Regions from separate parts of the Homo sapiens genome. Here region 1 is linked to region 2. Evidence: chromatin loops called from intact Hi-C (ENCODE). Cell type or tissue: natural killer cell. All regions are shown on one strand. Each heading gives the region's core, and the rest is flanking DNA. Links, peaks and the distances in the headings are about the cores only.

Region 1 (5,393 bases), core at 200-5,199, 87 kb after region 2:
GCCTAGATATGGGATTGCTGAGTCAAATGATATTTCCATCTTTATGTCTTTGAGAAATCACCAAGCTGTCTTCCACAATGATTCAACTAATTTACACCCATCAACAGTGTATAATGTTCCTTTTTCTCCACAACTTCGCCAGCATCTGTTATTTTTTGACCTTTTAATTATAGCCATTCTAACTGGTGTGAGATGATATCCCATTGTGGTTTTGATGTGTATTTCTCCAATGATCAGTGATGTTGCACTTTTTTTTCATATGATTGTTGGCTGCACGTATGTCTTCTTTTGAGAAGTGTCTGTTCATGTCCTTTGCCCACTTTTTAATGGGGTTTGTTTTTTTTCCTGTAAAATTGTTTAAGTTCCTTATAAATGCTAGATATTAGACTTTTGTCAGATGAATGGTTTGCAAATATTTTGCCCCATTCTGTAGGTTGGTTGTTTACTCTCTTGATACTTCTTCTGCTGTGCAGAAACTCTTTAGTTTAATTAGATCCTATTTCTCAATTTTTGCTTTTGTTGTAATTGCTGGGGATGAAGGCTACTTGATCATGACAGATAAGCTTTTTGCTGTGCTGCTGAATTCAGTTTGCTAGTATTTTGTTGAGGGTTTTTCAAATCAATGTTCATTGAGGACATTGACCTGAAGTTTTCCTTTTTTGTTGTATCTCTGCAAGGTTTTGGTATCAAAATGATGCTGGCTTCATAGAATGAGTTAGGGAGGAGTCCCTCCTTTTCAATTTTTTGGAATAGTTTCAGTAGGTATGGTACCAGCTCTTCTAAACATAGTGTTTTTGAGATACGCATACTTTGTGAAATGGCTAAATGTGGCTAATCAACACATGAATTACCTTATATGTTTTTGGTGGTGTTAATACTTGAAATCTACCCTCTTAGCAACTTTCAAGAATACAATACATTTTCATTAATTATACATTGTACAATAGATCTCTTCAACTTATTCCTCCTAAGTGAAATTCTGTTTCCTTTGACCAACATCTCCTCAAAGGTCACCCCTCTCCTTAGTCACTGGTAATCACCATTCTACTCTCTGCTTTTATGAATTCTACTTTATTAGATGCTACATATATGTGAGATCATGTAGTAGTTGTTTTTATGTGCCTGCTTTATTTCACAACATAGTTTCCTCCAGGTTTATCCATGTTATTGCAAATAAAATAATTTCTTTTTTTTAAGGCTGAATAGTATTCCACTGTATGTATATACCACTTTTAAAAATGCATTCATCCATTGATGGACACTTAGTCTGAGTCTATATCTTGGCTATTGTGAATAATGCTGTAGTAAACATGACAGTGTATCTCTTTGACATGCTAATTTCACTTAAATAAAAAAAATCTTAATTCAGTGTTCTTCCACCACTCCTGGCTGACTTGGATTTTTTTCCAAAATGATTGCCAGCTGCATCCACCAAGGTGAAAACACTGGAATTGAGCATATCTGACATATTTTTCTATATTTTTTTCCTCCTGTTGAGAGGAATGTCCCTCTTTTCTACACTTGAACAATTTTGCACCTTGGATATGAAACTATGATTAGTGACCATGAATTTTACTCATGCAAGGAAAATTAATTACCAGAATAAGGAGAGTACAGAATGTAGGATTCCAGTGGAAAATGAAATCTAGAAGGGAAACAGGACAAGAAAAAGGCAAAAGGAAGTTTTAGAAACCTAAGCATCAGGTACAAGTGAAAAAGAATCTTTCATATAAACTCATGAATCCCCAGCACATGGTACCATATCCTGGGAGGCTAGAAACCTGTCTTTGTGCTCAATAACATGGCGCATTCTGGCAGAGATGGCTATGACCATCTGACTGACTTGGAATGTGATAGGGCAGAAGGGTTAGCAGTTCCAAACATTTGCTTCTCTCAAGGGCTCCAATTTTTTACTCTATGAAAACTTGGCAAGGAGCCCAATTCTGGATTTTCTTTTCTTTTTTTTTTTTTGCTCCCCTTCTCCCTTGCCAACTCACATTGCATGGCAACTGGGAACATGCCTGATCACAAAAAGAAAATTCTGATTGAGGCCAAGCAGTGTACTAAGCCCTAGTTCAACTTTGAGCTTTGCCTCTGACCCAGATACATTCAACCTAGGGACTTAAAAACCACATGTGGCAGTTATATGCGGAAATGGGGTGAAACTGACTTTCTGCCTAACATGCAGAAAGAGATGAAGGTGCCGACAAAGAAGAGTATATCTCTTAACTTTCATATTATTCAAGTAGAGCTGAACTCTGTTAATATTGGTCACACAGAGTTAAGTAATGGCCACATCTCAGCATTTCAAAAATCTCTTACATGTAGCTTAGAGTGCCACAAACATCCCTTGAGTTGTTGTAATACCCAAATCTGTTGAACAGGGAGGCACATCATAAGAGCAATCTGTTGCTCTTTTTAGAAAATATTTAAGAATTTCTATTTTCACTTGATATTAACAAGTCTCTTTGCATTCAGAATTTATTCTGAAATTACCAAGTTGTCATATATGTGTTATCATAGCTCATGTCATTTGACTGGAGATAAAGATTTAAAAACAAACCATGGAGATATTATTTTATTCCAACTCTGTCTGCTGAACGCTGTTATTACAGAAAAAGAGCACAGGTAGCAAATCTTCATCTCCCCCAAATGTACTTCAATACGTTTTAAGTGTTAAAACCTAATTTAAAATAATGTCAGCATCTTTGGGCTGTAGAATATGAAGCTCAGCATCTTTAAATTATTTAAGAGGTCCACAGAGAACCAGTTATGCTTATAATGTCAGATTTACTCAAAGAAAGGGGAGAGAAAAGCAAAGTGTTGAATAAGGGTTTCCTATGCAGTTTCATTGAGTTATTTCTGCATTCTGTAACTACAACAATAGTCCTACCAAATTTTAAAACAAAACCAGATATGCATGTACCTAAGGTTATAAAATCTATTTTTTGTGTTAGTTTTGTGTTTTTAAAGCAAATATTTGCTTGTGTTCTAGCACAGCTACTTTTTTTTTTTTTTGCTTTTATTTACTAATAATAAGATATATCCAAAAAATGCTAAGAAGGGCAGTGTCCCTGCCACCTTTAAAACTTGTCATTATTTCCTTTAAGTAAGAGATAGGCAATTTCTAAATATATATTGTGTATCACTGTCTTGGTTTCCTCTTTTCCAATGGTCTGGGATACAAAATAAGAAACTTTCTCTTGCTCAAGGCAAAGCATACTATATAAATAATTTTAGGAGCATATTAATATACAAAGTCATATTTATTATAACAAATAAAAATCAATAAAACTTATAGTATAATGCTCAGAAGACTTTTTGATGGTCTGGAGTTGTAGGAAATGACAATGAGATTTTTTGAAACTAGGAGCTCTGTCCAAAATGAACATGATAGCATGGTGAGCGTTAATTGTAAATGTATTTATTTCTAGAGTTTCACATAAAACTTTTATGGTATTTTAGAGTTCATTATCAGGAATTGAGTACTTGTGAGCATCACATATCTATCATCTCCTAATAGTTATTCAATCTCTCTTGAGAAATACAGTTCATTAGAACTAAGTAATAATCCTTTAATAACCATCTCCATATTAAGGCCACAGGTGTTGCAGACAAAAAAAATATATCATTAGGGATAGTGAGAGAGATCTGCCAAACTCAGAGCACTATTAGGCCAACCCAAAGGAAACAACTATTGTATCAAAAAACAACTATTGTATCAAAAAATCAGAAGTGGAGAAATGACAACAGATGACTAAGAAACGAAAAGGACCATAAGGGACTATTATGAACAATTTAATGCCAACCAATCTGACAACCTAAAGAATGCATAAATTTTTAGAAAAATACAACCTACAAGGTGGAATCAGGAAGAAATAGAAAACCTAAACAGACCAATAACAAAGAAATTAAAGTAGTAATTAAAAACCTCCCATCAGAGAAAAGCCTAGGACCTGATGCTTTTATAGTTGAATTCTACCAAACTTTCAAAGAGTTAATATCAACACTTCTTAAAGTCTTCCAAAAAATAGAGTGGAGAGAATATTTCCTAATACATTTTACAAGGCCAATATCACCTTGATACTGAAGCCAGACAAAGACACTCCAAGAAAAGAAAACTACAGTTCAATATCTCTGATGAATATTAATGCAAAAATCTTCAATAAAATATTGGAAAATGGAATTCAACAACATATCAAGAACACTATGTATCATCAAGTGTGATTTATCCTTGCTATGCAAGGTTGGTTTAATATATGCAAATCAGTCAGTGTGATATATCACATTAGCAGACTGAAAAAGAAATGATGATATCAATTGAAAAAGAAAAATCATTTGATAAATTTTAATATTCTTTCTTGATAAAAACTCTTAACAGTTTAGGTATAGAAGGAATGTTCTTCAGCATAATAAAGTCCATTTGTGAAAAACCCACAGCTAATGTCTTAAACAATGGGGAGAATCTGGAAGCTTTTCCTCTAAGATACAAAACAAGGATAACCACTTTTGCCACTTGTATTCTACATAGTACTGAACTTATTATTTAGGACTAGTATTAACAAGAGCAATCAGATTAAAAAAAAAGCAAAAGTTATCAAACTCAGAAAGGAAGAAATAAAGTTATCTCTATTTGCAGATGGCATGATCCTATATGTAAAAAACTCCAAGACTCCACCTAAAGATGGTTAGATCTAATAAATGAATTAAGTAAAGTTACAGAATATAAAATCAACATACAAAAGTCCATAGGATTTCTATAGGCAAATAATGACCTAGTTGAAAATGAAACAAAAAAATCTTATTTACTATAGCATAAAAATATACTTAGGACATGTACACTGAAAACTATAGAATGTTGATTTAAAAAGTGGACACACATAAATGGAGAAGTATTTTGTGCTCATGGATTAGAAGAATCAATATTGTTAAAATATCCATAGTACCTAAAGCAATGTGTAGATTCAATGTAATCACTATCAAAACTCTAGTGGCATTCTTCACAGATATAGAAAAAGCAATTCTAAAGTTTATATGGAATCACAAAAGACTCCAAATAGCCAAAGCAATTCTGAGGGAAAAAAAGCTGGAAGCATCATACTTCCTCATTTAAAATTATATTACAAAGCTATAGTAATCAAAACAGTATGGTACTGGCATAAAAGCATAGAGCTAGACCAGCGGAACAGAATATAGAGCTCGGAAATGACTCCAAACATGTATGATCAACTAATTTTTGACAAGAGCACCAAGAAGACACAATGGGGAAAGTACAGTCTCTTCAAAAAATGATGCTGGAAAAACTATTTCCACATGAAAAAAATGAAATTGGACCCTTATCTTATGCTATACATGAAGATAAAATCAAAATGAATAAAATACCTAAATGTAAG
Region 2 (5,393 bases), core at 171-5,170:
TGTGGTAATTTGTTGTAGCAGCCTTGAGAAATTAATAAAATATACATACTGTCATCCACACGAAGGGCTCCCCCTAGATTTGTGCCACTTGGGACCTGCATGATTAGATAGCCCAGATCTTCATGTTTATAACACATGCAGTTATCCATTGCAAGATTTACTCCCCGGTGTTGATAGTTGTGACATCTGATTCATGGAATTTCTGTATTGTACTTTGAATTACTTGTTTTTTAATCTCAGTCAAGAAATTATATGTTCCTATAAAGCTTTCCTACTTAAATTTCAATCAAGATACTCTTGTGGACTTGGACACTTTACCTAGATTACTTAATAAGCACACTTTATATTCTCTACGGTTATCCCTTTGGCTTTTGTAAAATGCTTACAAATTTAGCACTTTATATGATCATATTTTTTATTGTTCTGCACACAAAATGTTTATGCAGTAATAAAATTGGAAAATAAACAGGTTAAGCCTCCTGCCCTTAGACTAAAAATGACAGGGACTCAGGAAGGAAACTCTCCTTTCTCAGAACTATTATTGTATTTATTGTCAGTATACTCAGATAAGCACTTGGCTATACAAAGATGGGCTTCATCTCAAATCATTTCTTAGGCATAAATCTTATCTTCTCAACTATTGGCGCCAGCTTTCTGAAAGCATCAATTGCCTTAAACCCTTCACGTGACCATCACCTCTCCAGGGATGTCTCTGATATAGTTGCTTGATAAATGCTAATCTGGCTAAATTGATGTGTGGGCTTCTGAGTCACACTTCAGCATTTTAGATCATTTCCAGAAATTTCTACAGGATGTGAGAATGTATGATGATGAAAAAATCATCAAACTCCTCCTTCTGACATCTATTACTTAATTGGCTGTCAAGTTTAGAAGAAAAGAACTTTAATATTATATGGAGAAAAGATTTTACAAACTGTAATCAATTGTTTAGGAGTCTAAAACCTCAAGAAGAAATACACATAACATATTCCTAGAGGAAGGTAACTTTGGAAGCTAAATTTGTGACAAGTTTTTTTGGGGAAGATAGGAAAGAAATTAGATGTATGGTTACAAATAGTTCTGTAGATTGAAAATTAGGCAGCTCTTTCAATTGGCAGGAGTGAAGGGGATGGGTAACTTTAGTCCAGTGCAGAAGAAAAAAAAGCATGGACTGGTCACTCTGTATTGAACTTGAGTATTTCTTATTTTAATTGACAACATTCACGTCTCTGAGCTTCTCATTTAGACTTTGATAAAATCAACTTGCAGAGGCAGATGGCAGGCTGTTATTTTTAATTCACAAGCCATGTTAAATGTATGCCATATGTTATAGAACTTTTCAGGCTCAGCCTTTTGAGTGCTACCACAATAAACTCACCAACTTACAGAAAAGGAAATCTGACAGGAAGAATTATGCACTTGCGGGTTACATTTTTGAAACCGAAGTCAGTTACTTGTCTCTTTGCCTGATTTAAGGAGGGGGTGGGTGAGGAAGAAAAACCTCTCAGCAAAATGAGAAGCCACACATTGAAATGGTAATATCTGTGTAAAAGAGAAGTGGGATTAGAGTGTCTGATTGTTGCTTTGTACTGAGAAGTGATATGTCATATCAACAGTATGACACCTCTGAAGAATATATAAGGCAGCCCGATATAATCCATAAAGAGACTCAAACATGAGTTCTAATTTGTATACTGCCAATGACCTTCAGCAGGGGCCTCTCTGGCCTTCAGTAGTACATACGTCAAATAAAAAAGAAGTTGAATTAGGTAATCCCTAAAACCTCTTCCCAAATTTACATAGAATTTACATTTGGATTTTACATACTACAAATCACAACCCATACTCCTGACTGCTTATGGTTAATTACTGCCATTTTTATAGGTGCCATATTATACATAATTGTTTCTTTTTTGAGCAATTCTCCACTTGACAAGACTTCTTCAGTTGCTATTAGTGAAGGTCACCATGGTCAACAAATGTACTGTTGAGTTACTTTCATGAAATCTATTTATTTATTCATCATATGTCTGTGATCTTTGTCTGCAAGAGGTTTAATATCTGAGACGTTATACTGGTAATAGACATACAAGCAAAGCTTTTGAGCACCTGCCTCTGCTCCCCTGGAGACAAGTCAGTTTCTGGAGACATGATTCTACAGATCAGGATTACTAGTTTCTAGTGATAAGGATTTAAGAAACATTTATCCACTGATGAGAACTTTTGCCAGTGTTTACTTATTGCACTATTTAATATGAATATCAGTATTCATATTAAATTGTCTGTTAAAATGAGTTTTTATGAACGTCTTAGTTTCCTTTTGGATTCCTTAAGTAGAATAGGAAATGCCTCCTGCTGCATGAGCAAGAAATGTAAGGGAATTGTTAGATGACGCCAGACATATCTGAACTAGTTGTCTGGGGTCTAGGGGTAAAGAAAGGGGGAAGCTCTACAAGAAAAATGCAAAGGAAGGCTATGGCTCTCACAGAATAATTTATGTGCTGCTCTTGTTTCCTTCTCATGGGATCCTCATCCTTTTAGTGCTCTGTTCTTATCTGGGAGTCCTGAGTGTGACACTCGTGTTCAGCCAGAAGCACAAGACGTAAGTGAGGGCTTACCTGGTGTGTCTTGAGTGGGGTGGAGGCAGGTAGCAGAGATCTGAAATTCATTCATAAAGTATTCATATCTTTGAATTAAATTGTGTCCTTTATTAAAGGTGAGGACTGCACAGGAAGTACACCTTTTTCATAACTCAGAGTCACCTTTGTATAACCCTCAGGCTTTATTCTTATTGTCACTTCCTAGTTTCTATTTCAATATGGTAAATGAACATAGCAGCTCCTTGAGATGATTTTCTTTCTCCTACCTGGTTTTCCTTTTGCCACCACAAACAACATTGCAAGAGAGCCTTCCCTTACTCCTACGCTCCTACTTGCACTTACACCCTCCACTTCTCTCTCTCTTCTTTCACACTCCTATACATATGCACACACACACTTATATGCAAAGATGTGTTAGGCATCTAGTTTTGCTGTTACCATTGTTCCCTGCCACTGCACAAAATGCTGTTCTTTAAGCACACTATTTTCAGAGTCATCTCTTTATGTGTTTGTCTTTCCCACTTCCTGAGCCGGTACTCCTTGAGGACAGGGGCTCTGTCCTATTTATCTTTATATTCCTAAAATGTTGCTGGATCTCGTACATAGAAAGGACCCAGTTAGGTGTTTATTGAGTCAAAAGGATAAACTGAGTAAAAAAGTTCAGTAAAGTACGAATTAACAAACAGCCTATCTGGTTAGGTCGAGAACTTCCTTGATTTCTAGGTCATTTATTTATTTGGTCATTCATTAGGCAATATTTTCATTAATGATTTCACAGAAGAGGTTGATAACACCAGAACTCACTGCTTGCCCTATGGAGTTTGTTGTTTGTTTATGTATGTGTGCATGTAAACCTGCACATGTACATTTAGAATGAGAACAGCTATTAAACTGAAAATTATTTGTTTTACAATGTTGGTTTAATCATTTCCACTAATCTTTTTGTTGCCTTCAAAGTTTTTGGAACATTTTTATATATAGATATCTGGTCAAAGTGTGCTGCACTGCCAACTGCAGTTGAGATTTGAGAGTCCAGAATAGACGGACCAGATGGGCAGCTTCCCTCACAGTAGAGTTTCCCAAAGTGCATTCAGCAGAATACTTGTTTCGAGGGGTGTTAAATGGGATGTTACTAGGTGTTATGAGAAAAGAAACAGAGATAGAGATAAAAGCAGAGCGTGAGATTTACATACTCATATCATATACATATATGAGAAACATTTGAATTAAATGAAGTTAAACAGATTTATTCCTTCAAGATTTTTCAGAACCTTTAATTCACCAACATACTTTGAAAAGGAATAAGAAACAAATTAATTTGATCATTTCTCCGATTTATTTTCTAGAAAACTTCTAATTTGTAAAGCATACCCATGGACTGTTGGTCTTATAAGACCATAGGAAATTGCTGGATTATTAAATGATTATTGAATTGTGCACTCCTGATTGGGCCACACTTTGTGAATTCATAGGTTCCTGTGGGTATGGTGTATATCTGAGATCTCTGCTTGTCCTGAGGTCTGATATACATGTGTTTCTAATTTTTCTCTATGTTATTTGACATCTGGCTTCTGGCCACAGTAGTAATGTTTCCCACTCATTCTCTTGGTTTCCTTCCTTTTTTCAGGCAGTGTTCAATTAGGCAATCAGAAACATCTCAAGATATTTTAAGCAGAGATTTGATTCAGGGAATTGTGTAAAAGGTATTGGAAAGTCGGAAAGCAAATAGGAGAAGGTAGAGAGGGACTGGAACAACCAAAGGACATTTTTGGTTTTGTTTTCTAAATTCATGTTCTTAAAGCTGCTAAGCTAGAGTCACCTTGCTCCTCATACTGAGTTGCTGGAGGTGCTGCTGCTGCCTCTGCTGTAATTGGAACCACACTGATGCCACTGAGTTGGACTCATCCAGGAGGTTGGAGTCTCACTGATGCTGCTGAAATGGCCACCCACGCAGCTAGAGCTCAGTTACCTATAGTTGCCTTCAGTTGCCTGTGGCTGGTACTGTCAATGAGTTGGCCAAAAGGAAAAATAAATGTCATCTCCCTTCTCCCTTATTTCCAACCTTCTGCTATTGTCTCCCATTGAAAGAACTCATTAGGAGGTCAATTGGCAAGGGGGTTTTACAAATGTGGCATGCAAGCCTCCAGCCCTGGTGTACACAGGAGATTATAGAAAGGCAAGTATAGAGATGAAAGCAGCAGACACCCTTGAGTGCAGTCCACTTTTTAAGGTACTCAGCATCCATAAGCACCTTTGTATTCATACTCAAGCTTTGGTACAAAAATAAGAGGCATGAACCTCTCCTTAACAAGATGTACTATCACTTTTTATAAATAGAGACATGTGATTAAACCACTGGTAAAATTTATTGACTTTATAAAACTGTCCACTGTATGGATCCTCTATGTAAAAGCCTCTGCTGACCTGCACTTCTTTGTGTAGCTTGTATCCTAAGGTTCATAGTTAGAGTCACTTCCTTACAAATTTTCTCCACTTCCTAGTCTTTCGCTATTTTCCCTGACAAACCTCAGTCCTAGATCAACCTCAGTCAGCTAATTTCTTCTATATCTGGTCCCTTTGCAGGTAAGTATTACTGGAGAAAACCATGTAAACTAGCAGACTTGTATCAGAATAAGTTAAAATTACTAGCCTCAAGTGAGTATTCTGTATCACCCAGCCCTTCTCTACGAGGTTTGTCCTCTACTCTGTGCAATGGTTATTTCAAAATCCCTGCTTGCTTCCTCACATTCATTAAATAGTACTGGGAAAAAGGAAACCAACAGCTCTGAGCTC

The links. A loop is a pair of places that touch in the nucleus more often than their neighbours do. Peaks named below come from ENCODE experiments on the same cell type or tissue, not always from the same donor. Only the 100,000 strongest peaks of a DNase experiment are listed, where the experiment ranks them.
Region 1: it touches region 2 in a loop (2.7-fold over the local background); 1 of 110 quality-filtered maps calls a loop at or near these places.

What each region holds. Positions count from the first base shown.
Region 1 is chr9:74,242,783-74,248,175 of GRCh38, reverse strand. The region is part of intron 2 of LOC101927329 (a long non-coding RNA gene); the gene reads left to right. Among named protein-coding and RNA genes, the nearest start is that of RORB, 250 kb to the left of the region's middle. In natural killer cell, for the core only: no CTCF peak of the experiment used is centred there; a DNase peak (open chromatin) is centred at 2,135; H3K27ac peaks cover 1,709 bases.
Region 2 is chr9:74,329,788-74,335,180 of GRCh38, reverse strand. No RefSeq gene overlaps it. Among named protein-coding and RNA genes, the nearest start is that of RORB, 160 kb to the left of the region's middle. In natural killer cell, for the core only: no CTCF peak of the experiment used is centred there; no DNase peak of the experiment used is centred there.